Linked DNA regions of Mus musculus: region 1 is linked to region 2. A link is a contact called in ENCODE Hi-C data. All regions are on one chromosome and are shown on one strand. The core of a region is the stretch at or near the end of the contact, and the rest is flanking DNA. Distances in the headings are between cores, read along the strand shown. Region 1 has its middle 5.4 kb from the start of Gm4035. Region 2 overlaps Gm40915 (a long non-coding RNA gene).

Region 1 (5,625 bases), core at 1,887-4,386, 180 kb after region 2:
CACAAACAGTCACCTTCTGGAGCAGGAATCTACATATGAAATTTGGGGGTGGTACAGGTCATGCTAAGGAGACAGGGCACACACATTTCAAGATGAATTAAGATAACTTAGGGGGTGTGGAAGAAAAGGAAAACATAGGTAGAATTATGAAATACAGCCACTTGCAGGATTGGTTAGCGTTACTTGTCTCAGGTACTTCCCCCAAGTCACCTCAGGCCTACAATACCAGCAGCACTTGGAAGACTGGTGCAGGGGATTGACATAAATTCAAGGCCAATCTTGTTTACTTGGTGAGTTCTAGGCCACCCAGGGCTTCTAATGAGATTCTGTCCCCTCCCCTCCCAGAAGGGGGTGTCTATGGATCGTACTTAATATGAAGTAATTGAAGTGGCTGGTAAATACAGAGGAAGAAACTGCTCTTCTGTTTTTCTAAGGCGTAGATAAATATACGTAGTAAAATAAGATTTTGTTTGGGGTTTCTAAACATGAGTTCTGAGGCCCAACCACAGCAGCCAGCAGTTGAAACTCTTGCCCCCTGCCCCCTCCAAAAGTCAAGTTTAAAAAGAGCTCCTTAATTGCTGCTTGCAAAATAGTCCTCCCAGTGGGAAGCCGGCCTTCCCTTCTTGGTGCTATGACCCTGTGGGCTGTCTGGGAGCAGTGTCACACTCCACTGTCACGATTGATTCTCTCTGGCTGCACATAAAACACCGACTGGGAAAGGACGGGAACAAAAGAAAATTGCCAGAAACGTGACCCAGGATTGGTTTTCTTGATGGAGGTTTGAAGTGTTAATCAGATTTCTGTCACTGAGACAAAATACCTGACAGAAAATACAGCTTTTCTACGGATTTATGTCTTTCTTTTAATTTTTTTTTTTTTGACAAAGTCTCATTAATTGTCCAAGCTGGCCTTGAACTCACTTTGTCGAGGAGCTGGCCTTGCTTGATGTTTGGCTCTTTCTGGCTTACTTCATAAGCAGCTGTGGTTGCTTATGCTGGAGAGTCTGCCTTCCCTGAGATAAGCATCCTCCAAGGAGGAAGGTTTGTTCTGGCTCAGAGGTCGCAATCTGTGGTCATTGGGCTTCATTGTTTTTAAGGCCGTGGGAGGCCGTGATAAGGAGGCCACTGGACTCCTGACAGCCAAGAAGGGGAAGAGGAAGGGAGAGGGAGGGGAGGAGGAGAGAAGATGGGAGCTGAGGAGGAGGTAGAGAAGGAGGGGGAAGGGGAAGAGGTAGAGAAGGAGGGGGAAGGGGAGGAGGAGGGAGAGGAAGGAGAGAAGGAGGAGGAGGAGGGAGAGGAGGAGGAGGAGGAGGAGGAGGGAGAGGAGGAGGAGGGTATGACCAGCGGCAGAGAGGACTCAGCTAGTGGTCCCAGTACCCCACCTATCGAGAGCACATTCTCTAAACCTAACTTTTACTCTACCTACCTTTCAAAAGCTTTAAAATCTTTACAACCTTGCAAAAAGGACTCAAGTTACAAACAAAAACCCTTAACACACCAGACTCCGGGGAGACTTTTAAGATCCAAACTCTAGTGTCTATCTCTTATTGTCTAAGATTTGAGTCTTATCTCAGTCACAGGTTGGGCGTGCAGTCGACTGAGCTGTCTTTACCACCGGAGTCCTGCAGCCTTTGTTACCCCAGGAGAAAAGCCTGAGAGGCCCCATGTGTTCATGCTGGAACAAGGAACCAAAAGGGTCTGGGGACAGCAGCCAAGGGATGAAAGCCCCTTTCCTCACCCCGCAGGCTGGTGATGCTACTGGTACATAGCGAGTGGTTGCTATAAATTCCCAGATGTCTCCAGACTTTCCTCAGTGGCTATGTGACAAGACATTCATGCCTCCGCTTCTGTCACTCCTGCTCCCTGTACCCCCTTCCTGAGTTGAGTCTCTGTCTGCTTTGGGGTAAATTCTAGCTCAGGCAGACCAGGCAGGCCTGAGTCCTGAATCTTTGGGCTCTCTAAATAGTAGAAAGATGTAATGGGATATTGTGGGGGGCACCAAAAAAAGATACAGATGCCCAAAGGGAAAGGATGCTGCTGCCACAGTGGAGAAATAAACCAACGTGGACTAAAAATAGCACCGGGTTGGGGGTGGGGGGAGGAGGAGAGAATGGCCCACTATATTTTTAAACTGTTTTAACAGTGCAGAGAAGTGGCAAAACACCAGTCTCTGAGGAATATGGTTTGCTAAAGGGTGGGGCTGGGAGTTTGCCCACAATTATGCCCTAATGGTATTTTGCACTCCCTCTACATTCCATCCGTCAGTACATGCAAAACGGCCTTTCTCCCACATTCTTCTACAACACACTTGTAAAGGAAGCGAGCGAGCCTGTAGCTCTCATTGCTGGGATGGGAAACCAAGGCAAAATGACTGGTTGATCTGCCAAAGCCATAAGAGAAAGTCTTGCTGAGTTTGGGGTTACGCTTTGGGCTTCCCACTCTCTGTGGCTGTGGCTTTGGCCTGGCCCCGCCTTTTTACTGGATGTGACTCCAGGGCAGACAGTTTGCTAGGTTCCTGGAAGGCCGAGGTTTGCATTTGCACGAGCCTTGTAGTGGACTGGGACATTTCACAAGACAGGAGGAGAAAGCTGCAGCTGGTGTGTCTAAGAAAGGGAGGGGAGAGGAAATCTGAGGGCAAGCTGCACTGGGGTGGGGTGGCTTGTGCCCCTGCCTTCTGTCTTCCCATGACTGGACTTGTCTCTGCCCACGAAGAGCCTGCATCTCCTGCAGTGACAGCATAGGACAGGGCTGAGTCTTGTCCAAATATTGTTCTTCAAAACACCACTGTTCTTGGTCAAATGCAAAAGATAGTGAGGAGAACAATGCTCAACCTGCCCCCAATGTTAAGCTGCGGTTTTCTCTGCATACTGGGGGGGGGGGGGAGAAAGAAGAACTCTCAAGACAATTAGTGCCCACCTGTGAAGTTCTGGGCACCTGACAAAGGCGAGCTCAGCTACAGGCTTCTGCCTCTCAGCAAGGTTCTATTTTACTTTCGGCCTCCAGGCCGATGCTTGGCACTGCACTTTGAGTGTGGGGAAGATGGCTGGACCACAATGCCCTTGGCATGTATCAGTGGCATTTACGTGCTTCGCTTACCCCTTCTGACAGTCCTGAGAGGCACGCTTTACACCCACCCATCCTTTACAGATGAGCCATGAGAGGAGTTTAGCAAGGTAAGGTAAGCTGAGTGTCTCTAGACAGCCCCACCCTAGCCTGTGCGGTTTCCACCTCTGTGGAGAGAAGCCTCGCTGGGCTTCTGAACCCTGGCTGTTTCGTTAGCTTCCTACACAGCTGCCGGTGAGCAAGAGCTATCCTGGAGAGTCCTGGGCATGGTAATCTCAAATCATGGGTTTGTCCCTGGGTTTCCCCACCTTTTTTTGTTACGGGAGACAGGTTTTGTTTGCTTCCTAGAGTTTGTCTTTGGGTAACTGTCAGTGTACTCGGCTGTAACAAAGCAGGCAAGAGAGAAGCAACTGTTGAATGTTTCATTGATGCATCAGTTTATTGATGGCAGGAGGAATTCCTTCACAGCTTGAGGACTCCACACTGCTGCCGGCCTGGGATTCTATGTTGCATAGCTGTAGATGCTGTTGGTCCTCTGGGAACGGTAAAGCTCCAAGAACTGGTGCCACGGGTTTGTTTGTAAGGAAATCCTGAAGACTGACGTGTAGCTCTCCATCTTTGAACTTATAATCCCGCTTGTGGCTTCAGAGTTCTGGGATCACTCCTGTGGATCACATTAACCCAAGACAACACCCACCTTAAAAATCTCCAGGAAGTTCTCACTGGCTGGTAGACAGAACAACAGTGTCTGGAAAGAGACACGAATCACATGATCTCAAAGTGATTCAACAGCGTTAGATTGTGAATAGAAAGGGGGCTTAGGTCTGTCCCGCCCCATTTGTTTACCTACATTTCCTCTTTGTATAGGCATCGTGGTGCAGAATTTAAAAATATTATAATCAAGGTCTCTACATGATTATTTATTTTGTGCATGTGTTATGCATGAGTGTGTGTGGGCACACCACAGAGCATGTGTGCAGAAGGCTCCTATCTGTCCATCACAAGAGGTGGGGAATCAAAGCAAGATCACCAAGCTTGGGGGCAAACAACATTCTCTGTTGAGCCACCTTGCTGTAGTCTCCAATAAGATGAAAAGAAGAATTCTAAGCACTAGGGAATCCATGTGATGTGCCTGGCTCCGTATCAATATTTTCCCTTCCGAGAACCCTCATGAGATAAGATCTCCTATATAGACAGCGCTTTAGGTTCTGTGGAATGTGGTAAGATCTGTGCCTTATGTTTCAATAATCATCAATCTGTTTTTAATGTATTCATGGAAAAATATGGGAGCCATCTTGCCATTAAGCTATTTTTGAAATCTTGTGGAAATCTGCCAATGGCTCTGCGAGCTAGCTATGAAACACTTGCACATGAGAGGGAATTAATTGTCAGGATGTGCCTCTGGTTGTCTCTGTGGGAAAGTCTTTGTTAAGCTAGCATTATTCTAGAGCCCAGGTAAGTACACAAGCAGGTAAAAAAAATAGGGATAGGAACAATTAAAATATTCCCACTGCAAAATGTGTAATTTAAGACAGGATATTGGTGTAGTATTTTTGCATTGTGTTTTATTTTTCAGATAGGGTTTCTCTGTGTAGCCCTGATTGTCCTGGAACTTGCTTTATAGACCAGGCTGGCCTTGAACTCACAGAGATCTGTCTGCCTCTGCCTCACAAGTGCTGGGATTAAAGGCATGAGCCACCAGTATGCTTTATTTTCTTAAGAGGTCTTGCTTTGCAAGCTTGGCTGACCTGGAATCAATTCATGATGGTCCCCCATCAGCCTCCAGAGGGCTGGGTTGAGGGGCCTGCGCTACTACACAGGGCTTGGTATGACTTCCATGTGAACATTTTTTGTTCGGGAGGCTGGCCCATTTGCTCGCATGTTGAGTGGCTTGTAATTCACAATCCATACTTCCTTTAGCTCTCTCGACTTGCCCCATAGGTACCATTATGTGCTAACTTTATCATTGGTGCTATGTATGTATGTATGTATGTGTACTATATTTGCTTTTAGAAAAAACAGTATTCCATCATAACAGTATTTCCACCAGGACTGTGTCCCACAAGCCTTAGCTCCCATGCAAGTGAAACCTGAGCCTAAAGAAACATCAGTACCTGCTGCCCTTATGATGAACTTTGGTTTCTGCGGTGATCTAGAGGACAGCAGATGTTCCCCATGGGCCTTCCAGTCCTTTGATCTGCGCTGCCATTTTGAGCATGGCCACCGAGTTGTCTCCACTGTCTCCGGGCTAGTGGTATATTGTCTGGGCTCTGAGGGAACCCAAGTTCAAGAAAGCAGGATGCAGAGAGCCTCCAGTTTCTGGGAAATGGCGTTAAAGCAGAGACCTCCCTAACAGGTGCTCTCTGACCTGGGGCGTGACACTTGGGACGTCTTGTTCAAGCATCTCCTCTCCAGTTCCCTATGACTTTCTGACTCTCATGAGCTGTACCCTTCACATCCATGGACCCCACACCCTTCCTCCCATCAATTCTCTCTGCTTTCCCGAGTCTTCTATAGCTCCTGGTCTGGGTCTTGGCAGTAGATGCTGCATGCCTTGAAAGGA
Region 2 (5,641 bases), core at 922-3,421:
CTCTCTGTCTCTGTGGTGTGTGTATATCTGTGAATGTCTGATCATTCCTACACCTTGAATGTTGTCCTGTCCAGGGGATAATAATCTTTCTCTAGTGTGCACTGCCTCAAGAGGACACTGTGGCTATGCTAAACTCTAAGCCTAACCAGGCTTCAAGTAGAAAAAGAAGTCTTGAGCCTGTCTCTCTCTCTTCATGTGACAGTGAGGAGAGCTGGCTCTGTCTGGCTCTGTGAGTGATTTTTTGGCTTGAGGCCACCATAGTTATATCTGCCCTGGTCCAGGGTCTCCTTCAGGTAGCTGCTATCTGCTATCTCTAGTCATCATGGTTCAGGTTTATCATCCTGTTTTATGTGATGGAAGAGGGAGTGTGAGAGGACCTAACAAGAGGATGGGCCTGTGTAGCCCAAGGAAGAGAACTGTTTGTGACCTGGTATGCCATCAAAGCATGGCTGGCTCATAAAGTCTAAGTCTGAGTGACTCAAGCTTATTGCCTATTATATTTAGATGCCCAGAATGGTACCCTGTCACTCCTGTCCTCACACAGCAGCTGCGTGCTGGCCTTGGGCTACGTCTTTCTCATGTAGTGTCCTGGCTGACTTAGCAGGAGTATGCTGGCTAGAGTACTTTCACAAAGCGTGCCCACCGTGCACTATCTGCAAAGTATCAGCCTGCACTGTCAAAAGATCACACTTTGATGCTCTGAGGTCAGCCTGGTGACTTTGAAACCGTCCCATCCAATACCACTCCAGCTTTGCTGATGGTCAAACCGGTTCCCATCACCCATCACCATCTTTTTTTGTTTTTTGGTTTTTTTTTGGTTTTTCGAGACAGGGTTTCTCTGTATAGCCCTGGCTGTCCTGGAACTAACTTTGTAGACCAGGCTGGCCTGGAACTCAGAAATCCGCCTGCCTCTGCCTCCCAAGTGCTGGGATTAAAGGCGTGCGCCACCACGCCCGGCTCACCCATCACCATGTTGACCATTCTGGAAGTTTCTATGTACGAACAGGAAACATATAATCCAGGTGGAAGAGAGGGAGGGGCCACAGTTCCAGGAGCTCAGTTTTCTTCCTGTTTCCTGATTTTGGATGAGTTACCAAAAGCCAGTGGAAGGCATCTGCAACTCTTTTTAATGATATAGAAACCAGGCTAGGCCCTGCCACCTCTATAGCACATGGTGACCTACTGTGGTCAAATGTGGAATATTGCAGAAAGAGCTCAGGGCTTGGTCCATCTAGTCCCAAACCAGTGCAGACTCAGCAGAAGCGAGTAGGAGATTAGAACTGGAGTGACCTGGGTTTGCTGGCGGCGGGGTGGGGGTAGGGAGAGGAAAGGGTAAATTTTCGAATTTTCTAAGATGCTGGGTCAGCTCCCAGCCTATCTGGGATGTAGCCTGCAGAGAAGGCTGGGTGATGAAGGAGGCCATCTGGCTGTCAGGCTAGTATAGACATGGGGTGACCTTGGGTCTGTCTGCTTGTCAGCCTGGAGGAAAAGGAGGGGGAAGAGGAGGAGGAAGAGGAAGAAGAGGGGAAGGCCAAAGAGCCATTGGCCAATGAGGGCTATGTGTGTGAAAAGGGACTTTGGGGTTGGATTTGTCTGTCACGAAGGCAGGGCTCCCTTTGTTCTGTGCTGTGCAGATCCAAGGTGAGCAGCCAGCCGGCCTCACTCCTCCTGTGGGTGTATTTTAAGCTCTCAGAGCGCTGGTACTCTGTACCCTTGTGGACTTACTGTCTGCGTGGGAGCCTGGGCTCCTCTTGCTTCCCCACAAGGCAAGGTCACTCCAGGCTGGTGGTTTGTGCAATCCTGAAGTTTGACTGTGGGACAAAAGTCACAAGTCCTCTAGTAGCTCTCATGATACCTGCTCTGAAAAGTCCCTAGCTGGTGGAGACTGGTGCCATCCTGTCCAGTCCTCAGCTGTCAGCTCAGTGTGGGGGGGGACACACACAGGACTGTCTGTCATCCGGCCAGGCTGTGGCCACAGCTGTGGTACTGGAGGGCTCCTGAGGTGGGAACCTGTACAGGGTGGCACAAAGCACGAAGCATCGGCTCAGACCTCCTGGCAGGAGCCTGTGAGTCTCTCTGCTCACTTGCATAACACTTCCTGTGTGTGTTTCCTCAGTCTCAGCAACGGTCAGGTCAGCAAGTGACCTTTAAAACCACTGAGAAGCCGCCACTTTCGGAGGCCAGGCTGTCACAGAGCCACCCCTTCCTGCCACCCTTCTTCCTGCTAGGGCAGCTGCACACTAGAGGGCCGATGAAAGAAAAAAACAAAACAAAACAAAACAAAACAAAACAAAACAAAACAAAACAAAACAAAACTTAAAGTTTTAGGCCAAACATGGTGATCCTAACCTGAAATCCTGGCATCAGGGGACAGGGAGGAAGAGAAGGAGGAGGAGGAGAAGAAGGAGGAGGAGGAGGAAGAGGAGGAGGAGGAAGAGGAAGAGGAGGAAGAGGAAGAGGAAGAGGGGGAAGAAGAGGAGGAGGAAGAGGAGGAGGAGGAAGAGGAGGAGGCATTTGAAGCCAGCCTAGGCCACAGAGGAAGCTGTCTTTAAAAAAAGCAGTATTTGTGTGTGTGTGTATGTGTGTGTGTGTGTGTGCACGTGCGTGTGTGTGTGTGTTGTGTGTGTATGTGTTGTGTGAGTATGTGAATGAGCGAATGTATGTTGTATGTATATGTGAGTGTGCATGAGTGAGTGTATGTTGTGTGTGTGTGACACTCTCTATCCATTCATCCATCAGCAGGTACCTAGGCTGACTGCATCTATAGTTCAGCTCCCTTGAATTGTGCATTTGTGTGATTGCACACGTGAAAGTCAGAGGACAACCCCAGGTGTCCTGTCACACCTACACCTCAAGAGTTGCTTACCTTGATTTTTTTGTTTTTGTTTTAGGTTTTGTTGTTGTTGTGTTTATTTGTTTTTGTGTTTTAACACGGGGTCTTGCTATGGAGCTTTGGCTGGCTTGGAACTTGCTGTATGAAGCAGGCTGGTCTAGAATTCAGAGATCTGCCTGCAGGTGCTTCCCAAGTGCTGGGGTTACAGGCGTAAACCAGTATGCCTGGCTGCTTCCCTTGTGTTTAGATATAAGCTCTTCCCTGGATCCAGGGTCTCCCTGACTCTACTGATCAGAATGGCCGGCCAGTGAGCTGCAGGCTACACCCCTCTCCTTGTGCAATGCACTGGAATCACAGGTGCATAGAGTAATACCCGTTTTATTTTTATTTTTAAGGTTTCTTTTTTTTACTTTCGAGTGTCTCTCTTGTGTCTCTCATAGTGTCCACAGATGCCAGAAGGCAGCCTTGGATCCACTGAAGCCGGAGTTACAGGCGGTAGTGAGGCCTCTGGCGTGGGTTTTGGGAACTGAACTCAGGTCCTCTGGAAGAGCAGCAGGCTCTCTAACCTCAGAGCCCTTTCTTCAGGCCCCATGCTCAGCTTTGATTTGATGTGGGTGCTGGGGATCAAATCTGGGTCTTCATGCTTAGGAGGAAACGGTTTACCGTCCGAACCATCGGCCTAGGCCCATGTGCATTTTATTTTTATTTGCTCATTTTTAATCTTTTAAAATCACATTTATTCATTCATTGCATGTGTGTATATGACTCGTGCATGTGAGAAGGACAGAGGGCAACCTGTAGGGACCAGTTCTCACCTTCTACTATGTGGGCACCCGGACCGGGAATCGAACTCGTGTTCTCAGGCTTGCCTGCAAAGCCTTTCTACCCACTAAGCTGTATCAAGCACCCCACTCACTCACTTTTGAATTTCACTTTCCCCTCTCTATTTTAAAATTCATTATATTATTGTTCACTTTAAAATTTTACATACATTTGAGCCTTATTTTTTTTTCTATTCCAAGAAAATTATTTTTATTTATTTAGAACCTACTGAGCATTTGGCTGCCAACTGGACAATTTCAATTTCCACGACTTCTATGCTATTATTTAATATTTTATTCTGCATCATTTTAAAATTTTACTTTATTGTAGTGTGTTTACATGAAAATAATGGTAACTTTTAAAAAATGTATCTTATATTTCATCCCAGTGGCCATATGCCACTTTCGGCTCCGTGAAGACCCGGGATTTCTATTTTCCAGTTTCACATCACTCATCCAGAGATGCAAAGGCTTTGCAGCGCCCACCTCACATGCCTGGCTCTGGTATTTTCTACTTTCTTTTGCAGCGGGAAGCTCTGTCTTTATGTGTTCTCTATGACTTGGAGAAGATTCCAGTGACAGGGGAAAAGCGCAGTGACAGAAGCATGGCAGAGCAGCTGTGACTACCCAAGGAACCCCTCGAGATTGGCCCTGCTGAGTTCCCCCACAGAAGGAGAGTCTGAGGGGGCACCTGAGTCTCTGACTTCAGAGTCCAGTCCTCTCTCCCTCTCCCACTCCCTTTCAGCTGCTTGTAATCTGCACTAACTGCCCATGGTCTGGTTGTAGAGAAGAAAGGTTAACAAGATGTGACTCTATTCATACAGCTAGGGGGAAATGGTCACCCATGCTTAGGGGAGGCTGTCCAGTGACTGTGGGACTTACAGGTGACTGGAACTGGCTGTGGCTAGAAGCCCCAGGGCAGCCTGTCTACAAGATGGAGTGTCAGATGATGGCAACACATACCTACAGACCAATGCACAAAGACATTGGTAGTGTTATTCTCAAACCGAGGCCTAAAGTCTGAGAATTTGGGGGACTGTGCTGAAAGTTTTAGGATCCAAAGTCACAGAGCCTGGAATCTGCTGTATGAGGCAGCAGATTCAGACACTGACAGCTGTGAGGGAGAGGCCAGCTCTCCTCTCTCCTGGTGGAGGCAGCCCCAGCAGAGTGAGAGTGTGTGCCCACAGTCCACCCACGTGTACACTCAGTCCTCTGGCAACAGCTTTGTCCCAAATGCTCCTTAATCCACTGAAATGAGTCCCCCAGCAGACAGTGGATCATGCTGACCCCAATTCTAAAGGCATGGTGTGTCTAGCTTGCAGAAGGCCTTAGAGTGTGTTTTACCCTCGGAACAAGCAACTGCTTCTCTCAGCAGCCGGTTCTGGCTCCCAAGAGTGTCTGTCACGAGTCTTCCCATTGCTGAGCAGACCTCCAGCAGTCAGTATTGATGAGAATCAGGTCCCTAGTGGGTTTTGTTTTTGTTTTTGTTTTTGTTTTTTTTGGGGGGGTAGCTGTTTGGTGTCACTGTGGATACAACATGCCTCCAAACTGGCATTCCATTTAGCCATGGGACGAGCTACCTGGTTCTCTGTCACTTGGGCCGCAGGGTGCTTCATAAAGTATCACTTGGACCTGCCCTGCTTTGAGCCTGGATGGAAAGCTTAGATACAGCATAGAGTTGCGGTGAGGAGGTGGGGGATAGGCAGTTTGCTTCTGGGTGGACTAAGGGTGGCAGCCGCCATTGAGGGATGGAGCCCAAGCCCAGAGGTTCAAGGAGAGAAGAGGTGAATGCAGAGTTTGAAGATTCCTTGTCAAGGCCTGAAGATGACCTTGTGTGTGTGTGTGTGGGGGGGGGTGACCTGGGTGGGTGCTTTGTGTTGACCAAGGCCTAACACACTGAGTTATGAGATGAGAAGCAGAGACGCAGATGTGCAGAGCCCAGAGGTCATCAGAGACACGTTAGACACAGGCTGCCAGGCATCAGAGG

What was found. Hi-C counts contacts between places; a loop is a spot of excess contacts on that map.
Region 1: a map of T-helper 2 cell shows a loop between it and region 2 (2.0-fold over the local background). The contact joins two enhancer-like sites. A Hi-C loop is called at or near these places in 2 of 37 maps with a recorded cell type or tissue (T-helper 2 cell and adrenal gland).

What each region holds. Positions count from the first base shown.
Region 1 is chr13:37,437,728-37,443,352 of GRCm38, reverse strand. No RefSeq gene overlaps it. Among named protein-coding and RNA genes, the nearest start is that of Gm4035, 5.4 kb to the right of the region's middle. Within about 2 kb of position 3,136, at least 2 of the 3 ENCODE cell types and tissues checked have a DNase peak (open chromatin) inside an H3K27ac peak, as active enhancers do.
Region 2 is chr13:37,616,426-37,622,066 of GRCm38, reverse strand. Gm40915 (a long non-coding RNA gene) reads left to right here. Exons shown (of 4, transcript XR_873251.2): 4 at 4,182-5,466. Among named protein-coding and RNA genes, the nearest start is that of Gm40915, 8.3 kb to the left of the region's middle. Within about 2 kb of position 2,171, at least 1 of the 3 ENCODE cell types and tissues checked has a DNase peak (open chromatin) inside an H3K27ac peak, as active enhancers do.